Regions from separate parts of the Homo sapiens genome. Here region 1 is linked to region 2. Evidence: read pairs that join two places in POLR2A ChIA-PET (ENCODE). Cell type or tissue: A673. All regions are shown on one strand.

What was found. ChIA-PET counts read pairs that join two places held together with the same protein. Peaks named below come from ENCODE experiments on the same cell type or tissue, not always from the same donor. Only the 100,000 strongest peaks of a DNase experiment are listed, where the experiment ranks them.
Region 1: POLR2A ChIA-PET joins it to region 2 with 9 read pairs; 5 of 35 experiments call an interaction of 5 or more read pairs at or near these places.

What each region holds. Positions count from the first base shown.
Region 1 is chr14:99,226,276-99,231,275 of GRCh38, reverse strand. The region is part of intron 3 of BCL11B (BCL11 transcription factor B); the gene reads left to right. Among named protein-coding and RNA genes, the nearest start is that of BCL11B, 43 kb to the left of the region's middle. RefSeq lists an enhancer at 1,039-1,937. In A673, no CTCF peak of the experiment used is centred here; no DNase peak of the experiment used is centred here; H3K27ac peaks cover 2,808 bases.
Region 2 is chr14:99,154,803-99,159,802 of GRCh38, reverse strand. No RefSeq gene overlaps it. Among named protein-coding and RNA genes, the nearest start is that of BCL11B, 110 kb to the left of the region's middle. In A673, no CTCF peak of the experiment used is centred here; no DNase peak of the experiment used is centred here.

The DNA of each region.
Region 1 (5,000 bases), 71 kb before region 2:
CAAGGTGGGGACCCAGGGAGGAAGGGCAGCTCCCACCCAGAAGGCTTTTTGGGGTGCCAGGGGAAGTGGTAAAGAATGTTCGCTGAACTATGAGCCAGGGCCCGGTGCCCCTCGGTCAGGAGTCCCCCACGGTGCCCCCACCCGTTCTGAGAGTCTTGCTCCCAGAATGCATTCCCCAGCCTCCCAATCCCGCTTCTTTGGGTTGTTTAGCGACAGCTTAATTGGATAACACTTAACATCTGAGGTTTTCTTCGGCCCTTGCCACTGCCACCCCCTCCCCCACCCCAGACAATCCCCTGCCCCGCCAAGACCAGGCTAGGGGAAGATTCCTTGGTTGACTGTGTACATTGCTGGAGCCGTCCAAAATGCTGAGTTTCTCTTTGGGAGAATGTGTTGCCCATTAGCTTTGAAAAAGAAAAAAAGTGGCTCAAAAGGAGCCTCTTAAAAAGCTGTGGCCACGAGAGGGAGTGAAACACTGTGAGGTGTGTGAGGGGTGGGGGCGGGGGCTGAGTACCTGCTGTGCGTCCGGCTCTGGGCCAGACCCAGACACAGCTGTTTGTGCCGACTCATCCTGCTCTCCCGGGCGGGCGGTGTGGCTGCCCATTCTACAGATGGGCAGATGGGCCGGTGTGGTGACACAAACTGGCCTCTACCTGCCCTGCTTCTCCCCAAGTGGAACCCAAGATCTTATTCTGCCTAGGGTCTCTGGGAATCCTTGGGGTCCTTGGGAATTCAAGGGCAAAGGGCCCTCTCACAAGTCTGTCCCCCCGGCATCTCGGCAGGGCCTGGCGTGAAAGCACTGTGGCCACGCAAACCAGGATGCTGACACAGACACATGTGGTGAGCAGCCGTGGCCTGGTTTCTGTGGCAGGGGCAGGAAAGGAGAAGGGGGGTGCAGAGCTGGGGCAGATTTGATTGGTCCCTGCTTTGTCACCAGGCATGTTGCAGGCTTTCTCTCGACTTGAATTGTGAAAGGAAAACTATTTTTATTGGGCAGGTTGTGTTTTTAATTGAAGCTGTCCCCACAGGCGGTCCCTGATGGAGCCACAGCTCTGCAAAAGCCATGGCCACAGCTCTGTAAAAGGCCACAGGCAGCCCCTGCTCCAGGGTCCAGAGCTTCCTGGGCTCCAGAGCTCCCTAGTAGGGTGGCCTGGAGCTTTAGTGTACCCTCCCTGCTGTGACAGGTGGTGACATCATAGGATCTGGCTTCCAAAAGGGAGTTCTGGTTTCTTACTGGACTTGTGCCTTAAAGGCACAAAGCAAAACCCAAAATCTCCTGGGAAGGAGTCGGAACCACTTGCAAAGACGCCGGCTCCCTTTTCTGGGCTGTGCTGGTCCCCAGGTGCTCAGGCCTCCTGTCCTGGTTCAGTAGATCTGTTCTGTGAGTCTGTGGAAGGCCCTGCTTGCTGAGCAGGGGGTGCCTGCTCTGTCTGGGTGGTTGCCTTGCTCTCGTGGCTTCCTGTCATTAGCGCTGCAGCCTCGGCAACCACTGGGGGGGCCATGCTATCGAAGATCAGCCTGAGTGTTTATTACTGGACGCGGTCAAGTTCCGTGGCACAGAAATCTGATCTCACCAGAGGCTCACCCAGGGCTTTGCTTAACCCTCTGTTGGCCCTACTTAGAAGTTGCTGAAGTAGATGAGACTCAGCTAGAGGACTGAGCCGCTCCCTCATGTGGCCAGGCCTGCTTAGCATCTTTGTATGGTGCTGACCAGGAGCTGTTACCATCCCCATTTTGCAGATGGAGAAGCAAGGGCTTGGGGAGGGAGAGTGGCTAGCCAGGGTGGCAGAACTGGGATTTGTCCTTGGTTGCCTCCTGAAAGGCCACCCCTCTTCCTGTGGAGCCACGCTGCCTCTGCCGACATCCACGGGAGGTCGAATGAGCTTTCCACTGCCTTGGCTCTGGGGGGCTCTGCCATCAGCAAGTCCTCATACATGCCACTAGGATCCTTATGAGGACTGTGTATGGAGGGCCTGCTATGTGCTGCATTGTGCTGGGCATGTGTGCCTTCTTGAATTTAACCCTCACAGCAACCCTAATACTTTATTCTCCTCACTTTGCAGATGAGAAAATGATGTTCAGAGATGTTGAGTTCTCACAGCTCACGTCTATCCGTCCGTCCATCCATCCATCCATCCATCCATCCATCCATCCATTCATCCCTGTATCCATCCATCCATCCATCTATCCATCCATCCATCCATCCATCCATCCATCCATCCATCCATCCATGCATCCATCCATCCATCCATCCATCCATCCATCCATCCATTCATCCATGTAGCCATCCATCCATCCATGCATCCATCCATGCATCCATCCATCCACCCATCCGTTCATCCATCCATCCATCCATCCATTTATTCATTCTTTAGCTTGAAGCCATTTGGAAGGCACCTAGCTTGTAGCACTGTGCACACACAGGAAGAGTCGGCAGGCAGGTCCCTGCCCTCGTGCAGCTTGCAGTCTGGTGGTGGGGAGGACAGGGAGTGGGGACCTGCAGAAGGGGAAGGAGGAGCAGGGAGGGAGGGAGTGGTGGAGGTGGGATTTGATCCCAGGCTCTCCATCCAGCACCTGCCACATCTTTGGCTTTGGCTCTTCTTCTGGCATTAAAGGCCTTTTTAGATTTTAGGCCTTGAGAGCTGCCAGGACTCAGAGCCTGTGAGCAACCAGTGCTTGATTGCAGTGCTCTGGGAGGGACGTGAGGAAGGGCAGTGTCCTGTTCCTGGGGCTGGGACTGCAGGAGGCTGAGCCCCTAGGACTGCTCCAGGAGACCCTTCTAAGGGGCCTGCTCTTACCTCCTGCCCTCTGCCACCATGTCTGGTACAGTTCTCTTTTTTCATTCGGTCCCAGTTCATTGGCCCTCACCAGCTTGCACCACCATGTTTCCCGATCAATTTGAATACCTGAAACTATCCTATTCTGGTGTTTTTTGTCCCTTTGTGATTTGTGTCCCTGGCACTGGGCTGTTTGCTTAAGTGTTTTTAGTGCCTGTTTAATTAGTAGTTGGAATGGAGTCATTAAGTTCCCAGTAACCCGTTAGGAAGAAGCAGGCCTTTGTAAAGATGGAATGGGCCTGCTGTCCTTACCTGGTTTTGTCCCTTTTCGGATCAGGATGCATTGAACCCATCTCTTCAAGTTAACATGGAGAACCCCAGTGTAAACGTGTTTCACACAGGTTAATTGCGTGCCTGTTACCGCATCTGCAGTTATTTATAGAAGGATGTGATTTTACGGGGGGAGAAAACCACACAGGTATGTGTGTTTGTGCACACCCTGGGCTGGCAGCATCCCAGGGGGCCCTGCCTCCCGGGACCCCAACCCTAGACCTCTTTCCAATGGTCGCAGTGGGGAGAAGGGACTCGGGGGTCCTGACTCTTTTTGACTCTGCTGAAGGAAGGTGGGGCTTTGAGTCTAGGCGTTCCTGGGAACTGAAATTTCTTCCCTGAGAAATTTCACATAGAGGATTTGGCACAGTGGCTGTGGGGTCAAGAGCCTCAGACTGTGTTCCTGGTCTGTGCTTCAGCTGGCCAGGGGCCCTAAAGAAGTCATTGCCTCAGTTTCCCCTTCTGTAAAAATACACGTATGTATGTATATGTGTATGTATGCAACATTTGAAAACGAGGCTCGTGTTATTTTCTGAGACAGGTCAGTGTGGAGCTGCTGTGGGTGGAGTGAGCATGGGGCTAGCTAGGTTTCCAGGGCAGGGCGTGGGACATTCAGAGAATGGTTTGGACACTCCTGGGCTTTGTGCCCCGCATGCCAGAATCCTTCCCTGTTCTGAGGCTTCCATGATTGGAAAGCGGTGGTCAAGTGTATGAGACTGCTTGGGGGTGAAGGCTGTTCTGCCCCATGTAGTCATTTCCCCTCTCCATCCCTCAGTTTCCCCATCTATAAAATGGAGCTAAGGATAGGACAGGCTCTGAAGGGTCGTTCTGGGGATCGTGTGAGATCATACGGGCCAGGTGCTGAGAACAACACCATGTGCTGAGTGAGCCCTGTCGAAGTTAGAGTCCATGCACGAGCGGAATGGGATTCACGACATTGAGACTCTGTCAGGTCTCACTTCAAGCTGGATCTTCGCTTTCCATTCTTAAAAGTATTTAGCCTTTTGGCTGGCTCAGATCATGTACCAGCTTTGGGAGGTGGAATAGGAACTGAGACACTTCATTGCATATTTAAAAGCTGCAAATGGTCATCAGCCACAGTGATTAATATGTGTACTTGGTGAAGTTCAAGGTCTCACACAAGAACACACAGGATCCCAGCTCAGGGAAGTGGAAGTGTTTGGCTTTAATAGAGGGAGTCAGTTGCAGTCATTAGTATATGCTGAAATCACAGGGCAATCTTGTAAAGTTAAATTCAATTTACTTTTCTACTGAAATTGTGCTTGCTGTGTTATTTAACTAGTCTGGGGTTTCTTGGCATGGGTTAAAGGGACAATAAAGATAAAAGAATACCTGTAAGTAAATAGTAGGGTTTAACCATAGAATCTATCCTTTTCTCCTCCTTCAATTATATCCCAGTGTTCATTTTGTGTTGGTTTTATAACCAGAGCCGTCCAATGGGGCGCCGTGGATTAGACCACGCTAGCTGTGGAAGCCTGATGCAATTAATGCAGTCTGCCTGGAAAGTGGCCTTATTTCTGGAAGTTTTGTGTTAATGATATGGTCTGTGCTTTGCACATTTCATACCAAACAAGAAGCAAGCTGTAGTTTCATTCTGGACTGGGTTCGATTAACACCGGAGGATCCATGGGAAGCCAAACGGTGATACGGACAGAGATGGTAGCCTCACCAGGCCCCTGCTGATGCGTCGCCTTGATTCTGGTGCAGGGGGTGCCAGAGACACTCCAGGAGGGTGTTAGATCGGCCACTGAGACTGGAGGGAGGGGTGAGTATGGGGGTGAAGACAAAAAAAGAACCGTGTGAGTGAGCGTGTGTGGACAGCAGAGCTCCGTCGTGGGAAGGTTGGAAAACATGCTCATGGGATTCCCTTTG
Region 2 (5,000 bases):
AACCTTATTAGTCTGGTCCTGCTCACACTTTCACTAGAAGAATCCTTATTAGCAGTGCTAGTTAAAATGCAGATTCCCAGTTTGCACTGCTCAGAGACTCTGGTCCATAGGTCGAGGGCGGGGCCTTGGAATGTGGATTTTCAACACAACTCCTGAGAGGTCTGATTCAGGGGTTTTCTGGGCCACATGCAGGAAGCTCTGCGGGGGTCCCAGGGCTGCTTCTCTGCCTGCGCCCAGGCAGCTGGGGCCTCCTGGCTCCCTGTCTACCACTCTTCTTGAGGCTTCACTCCCAGGGAGGCTGACAGGCGACAGACTGAGAGGCAGGAAGAGCCCGCAGACTCAGGGCTCCGGCCAGAGGTGGTGGTGGTGCAGTGCATGAGCCTCGGGCTGGGAGTCTTCGGCCCTGTGTCAAATCCCAGCTCTGGCCGCTGTCCCCCAGGTGACAGGTCCCATAACTTCCTGTCTCTTTCTCTGCAAATTATGGTGGACAAGACATCTCCACAGCATCTTTGGGAGGATCGATGAGGTAACGAGCAAGGATGGGCTCTGAAGAGTTTATGTTTCTAGACATGTATCCAAAAATGAAGAATGTGTTAAATAAACAACCAAAAAAAAAAAAAAACCAGTGATGGCAACTCCCAGCCACTTCATCTGCCACAAAGCATCCCTCAGATGAGCCCTGCTGTCCCCCGGAGCACTGGCAGCTTCTTTCCAGATATTTGCCTTTCTTTGTGCTCTCCTCTCCTTCAGGAAATCTTGTCCCTTCCCGTACAAGGCCCAGCAGGACTAGTGGTTCCAGGTCCCCTCTGCCCTTCTCCTGGACTCCTCACATCGCAGACTGTGTGGTGCTTTCTTACCTCTAGGCATATCTGCCCTGGGCCCGTGCCGTGTGGCTTTTAGCATGACAGGTCTGGAGAGCTTAGAAGTGGGAGAAGGAGGTGGTGTCCTGCTGTGCTAGGTGGGGGCACACCCACCTGCGGGGTGTCCAGAACCCTAGAGAATCAGCCATTCTCTCCCTTACTATTAGAGCAGCATGGCAAAAAGGGGTTTCATACCAGGAAACAAGAGCAAACCAGGGATTTTCTCTGTGGGCTGCAAAGCAGGCAGGGCTTTGCTTTTGTCATGGGACCTTCCTTTCCCGGCCCCTTTGGGTTCCTCCCCAGTCTGGCCACTGTCTCCATTCTGGGCTACTACAAGAGCTTCCCTCACAAATCCCTTGGTTTTTAGCCTCAGGGAAGCTCTGGAGCCAGACTGACCTGGTTCGGAACCCCTTTCAGCCTCTTCCTATCTGTGTCTCAGTTTCCATTCTGTGCCTCAGTTTTCTCATCTGTAAAATGTGGATAATAACAGAACCTCCCTCCTGTAGGGAGATGACTAAATAAGATATGGCATGCCAAGGGCTGAGAACAGTGGACCCAGGAGGCACCTGCTATTTCATGCCAGCTGCTGTCACAATCTCCAAATTCCAATGACCTGACATCATAAGGATTTGTTTCTTGCTAGTGTCACAGTCCCGTAAAGTGGTGGACAGCTTTCCACGTGGCGTTTCAGGGATTCTAGCTCCTTCTGTCTTGTTTCCCTGCCATCTTCTAGTTGTGCCATCCAGTAAACTATTTAAATTTAAAGTAATTAAAAATCCTCATTAAAAATTCAATTCCTCAGCTGCACTCTCCACATTTCAGGTGTGCAGTAGCCACATGTGTCTTGTGGCTATCAGATTGGACAGTGCAGACAGAATCTTCCATTCTTGCAGGAAGTTCCATTGGTGAGTGCTATCTAGAGTCTCCTTGGGGGTCTCTGCTGGGTCATCGGCATTGAGCCATTCACAATGGAAGACATGTGAGTCTCATGCAGGGCTCCCCATGGGCCAGGCCTGGAAGTGGTGAGTATCACTTCTGCCCTGCCTCCTTGGCCAGAAAGCCCTGAATTAACCTGACCCCAACAGAATCAGAGGGCTTCAGCATGGCGCTCAAACCCTTCACAACTGGATCCAACGCATCTGTCCATTTCCCATCGCCATTCCATCCTTACAGCCTCATCCCCACAAGCGGGTGAAGGAAAGAGAGAGCGCTGGCCATTGGCATACTGTGAGACCTCTCAGAAGACTCCGGTACTGCGTTTCTAGAATGTTCAGCCAACTTCCCCTCACATCTCATTGGCCTGAAGTGGGCCCCATGGCCATTCCTGAACAATTCCATGGCCAGAAGAATGCCCCGGGCCAGTTGGCTCTGCTGTTGCACGTGGGAGAAGGCTGTGGGAGACTCCGGGGAGCAAGCCACCGGGCCCCGGCAGTGCCCCACCTATGCCTGCTGCTCTGCTGGGCCCTGGAGGTACAAGTCTGACCTTGGGATGGTCTCTGATGCCAGGGAGTTCAGAGCCCTGTAGCAAATCCTACCTGTAAATGAGAAGGTGCCAGCACTGGGTACATGTGAGCGTTGGAGGCAGGGCACTGGGGACTGTGAACTGAATGGTATGGGATCTCCAGGCACCGTCCCTTGGGGCCTCATGAACCTTGATGGTTCATGTTTAGATGCTCTGACGTTTGTGCTTTTGAGATGAGTGGTCATCTCCGATATTCCAAAGGAGTAAGAATGACTCTGCTGGGCCGCTGCTTGTTTCTCTCTCCTTTTTCATTCTTAGCTCCCTCGGTGCTTCGTTTTTTCTTCACCCAGCCTGGCCTCCCTTGCTTCTCCTGTCCTCCCCTGTGCTGGGTTTTAGCATTCCAGAGGCTTTTTCACATTTCTCCCCACTTAACGAATGCAGAGTGCTTTATTTATTTATTTATTTATTTATTTATTTATTTATTTATTTATTTTGTCAGAGGCGCCCAAGCATTTAGCAGTTACCAATGATCAACAGTACATTTTGCAAACAAGTAATAAATTTTAACAGCAATTTGTCTACGAATTGTGACCTTTTGATGATGTATTTGATTTTTCCTGAGAAGTTGAACTTCTTTGTCATCCAAGTTTGATTCATATTTTAATTTTTTTAAAAGCAAATGGTGTGTATAACACATCGCAACATTGAGCTGATTGCGAATGCTATTTTGGTTGCAGTCAATATTTCTAATTTATGCCGTTCGAGATACACAGGGAGCCCCTGGCCCGCTTTGCTAACAGCTGCAAATCCACACATCTCTGCCCCTGACATTTTATACTTTGCAGTTTTCTTAATGTTATATGGATTTTTTTTTTAAAGGAAGAATAATTATGCCAGTGCCTTTTAATGATGCACCTTTAACCAAAGATAAAACATGTCCTTGCTTCTCTCCATTCTACCCTTTTGGCCTGGGTGTTGCAGATCACTTTCCTATGGAAAAGGTTGTCGACTCTTTGAATCCCCCAACTGGCACATTACTTTGTGTTAATTACCTTAGGACGAGAGAGTGGCTCAGAAGCAATCATCTTTGTTTGTTAACACACACTAGCTGCGGCACCACTCTCCATAAATAAAACATAACCGAGATTACAATGTCACGTTCACCGGGACTTCAGACCCCGGTAACTGCCCTAGTAGGATGCACAAAACATCCCCTGGCAGCTGGGTTCCTGGAGATGTGGTGCAGTCAGGATGGCTTCTCATTCCTCAATCACCCCGTGCCCACCAGGCCCTAGCTGCTCTGTAATCCCCTGGTGTTCTTCTGCTGGTAAGGCTGGCAGGAAGCTGACATTGTTTCTCCTCTAACTTAAAAGGGTTAGGCTTGTCAATATGCAATGGTATTTTTAGCCACTTGGAAAAGGTTGGAGTGGACTAACATCACGCAAAACAGTGGTCAGGAATTTAGCATGCATGAATTGTAGAAATATCTAAAGTGATGCTTAGACAGAGATCTCCATTTATTTATTTGTTCATGCTGGCTTCTTGTTACACCCACACCCACACACACACATGCACATAAGGAAAAAAGAGAGATGGTTACTGAGAAATATGTTCAATAAATTAGAACAATATGAGCAATAAGATTAGGGCAAATGCCAATTTGAAGAGAAGAAGTAAAATGAAAACTCTCAAGGCACAGGGTTCTAGAGCTTGATTTTCAAGTTTGGCTCAGAGCTTCCCAGCTGTCAATGGGAAAAGAGATATAATGAGTATCGTCATCAGTGTGGAAAGAACCACAGTAGTTCTTCAGGAGGAGCAAAGTGTTTCCTGGCACTTTAATCTGAAAGCGGTTTCTCTTATGGGTCCTCATATGGAGTTGTGTTTCTCAATGGGTGGCCCACAGCCCACTGGTGGGAGGTGACAGACTTCTGGACAGTCATAAACTGATGAAAATGCACATTCAGAATCCAGTTCTTAGTAGTGAGTGATGCACAATCCTATTTATTTTTGTTATTATGCATGACCGATGTCTACCTCGTAGTAATTCACTGAGTTACTACAGGTTACCCAAATATAGTTCTCATAAATCAGTTAGTGCATTACTAGAGTTTACCAAGAACTCTATTTTTAGCATTCTATCAGGAAGTCTGACTTCCTGGTAATATTGCAAAATCCCTGGCAATATTCTTGGCAAAAAACCTCCTAGCCAAGAACGTAGCCAAAGAGCTCAAATTTCTTTAATTTTGAGGACTTTGTTCTTACTGAATTATCAATGTGGTCTTGAATTCATGTGGTTTTTAATAGTTTCTAGTATTATATTCATAAATATATTGGTAGAAGAGCTTTTAGGTTTTAATTTTGTTCATCTTTTTTTTCTTGGTAATTGCTTTGGAAAATGGACATGGGTAGGGTAATGAATTGCAAGATAATTTGCTCCACCTAAGCAGATCTCAGACAGAGGAGTTGAGAATCATTTATAAAAGGGACCACGGTAGGCCTCAACAGCATACCTATAGCCATGTAGTTCAGGAAGAGAATGTAGTAATCCTACATGTGTGTGTACCTAGAAACAGAACTTTATTTTAAACTACATGCAGCAAAACTGAGAAAATTAAGAAGAAAACTAAATCTACAATTGCAATCAGAGATTTCGATATTTCTCTCTTGATACTTGATGA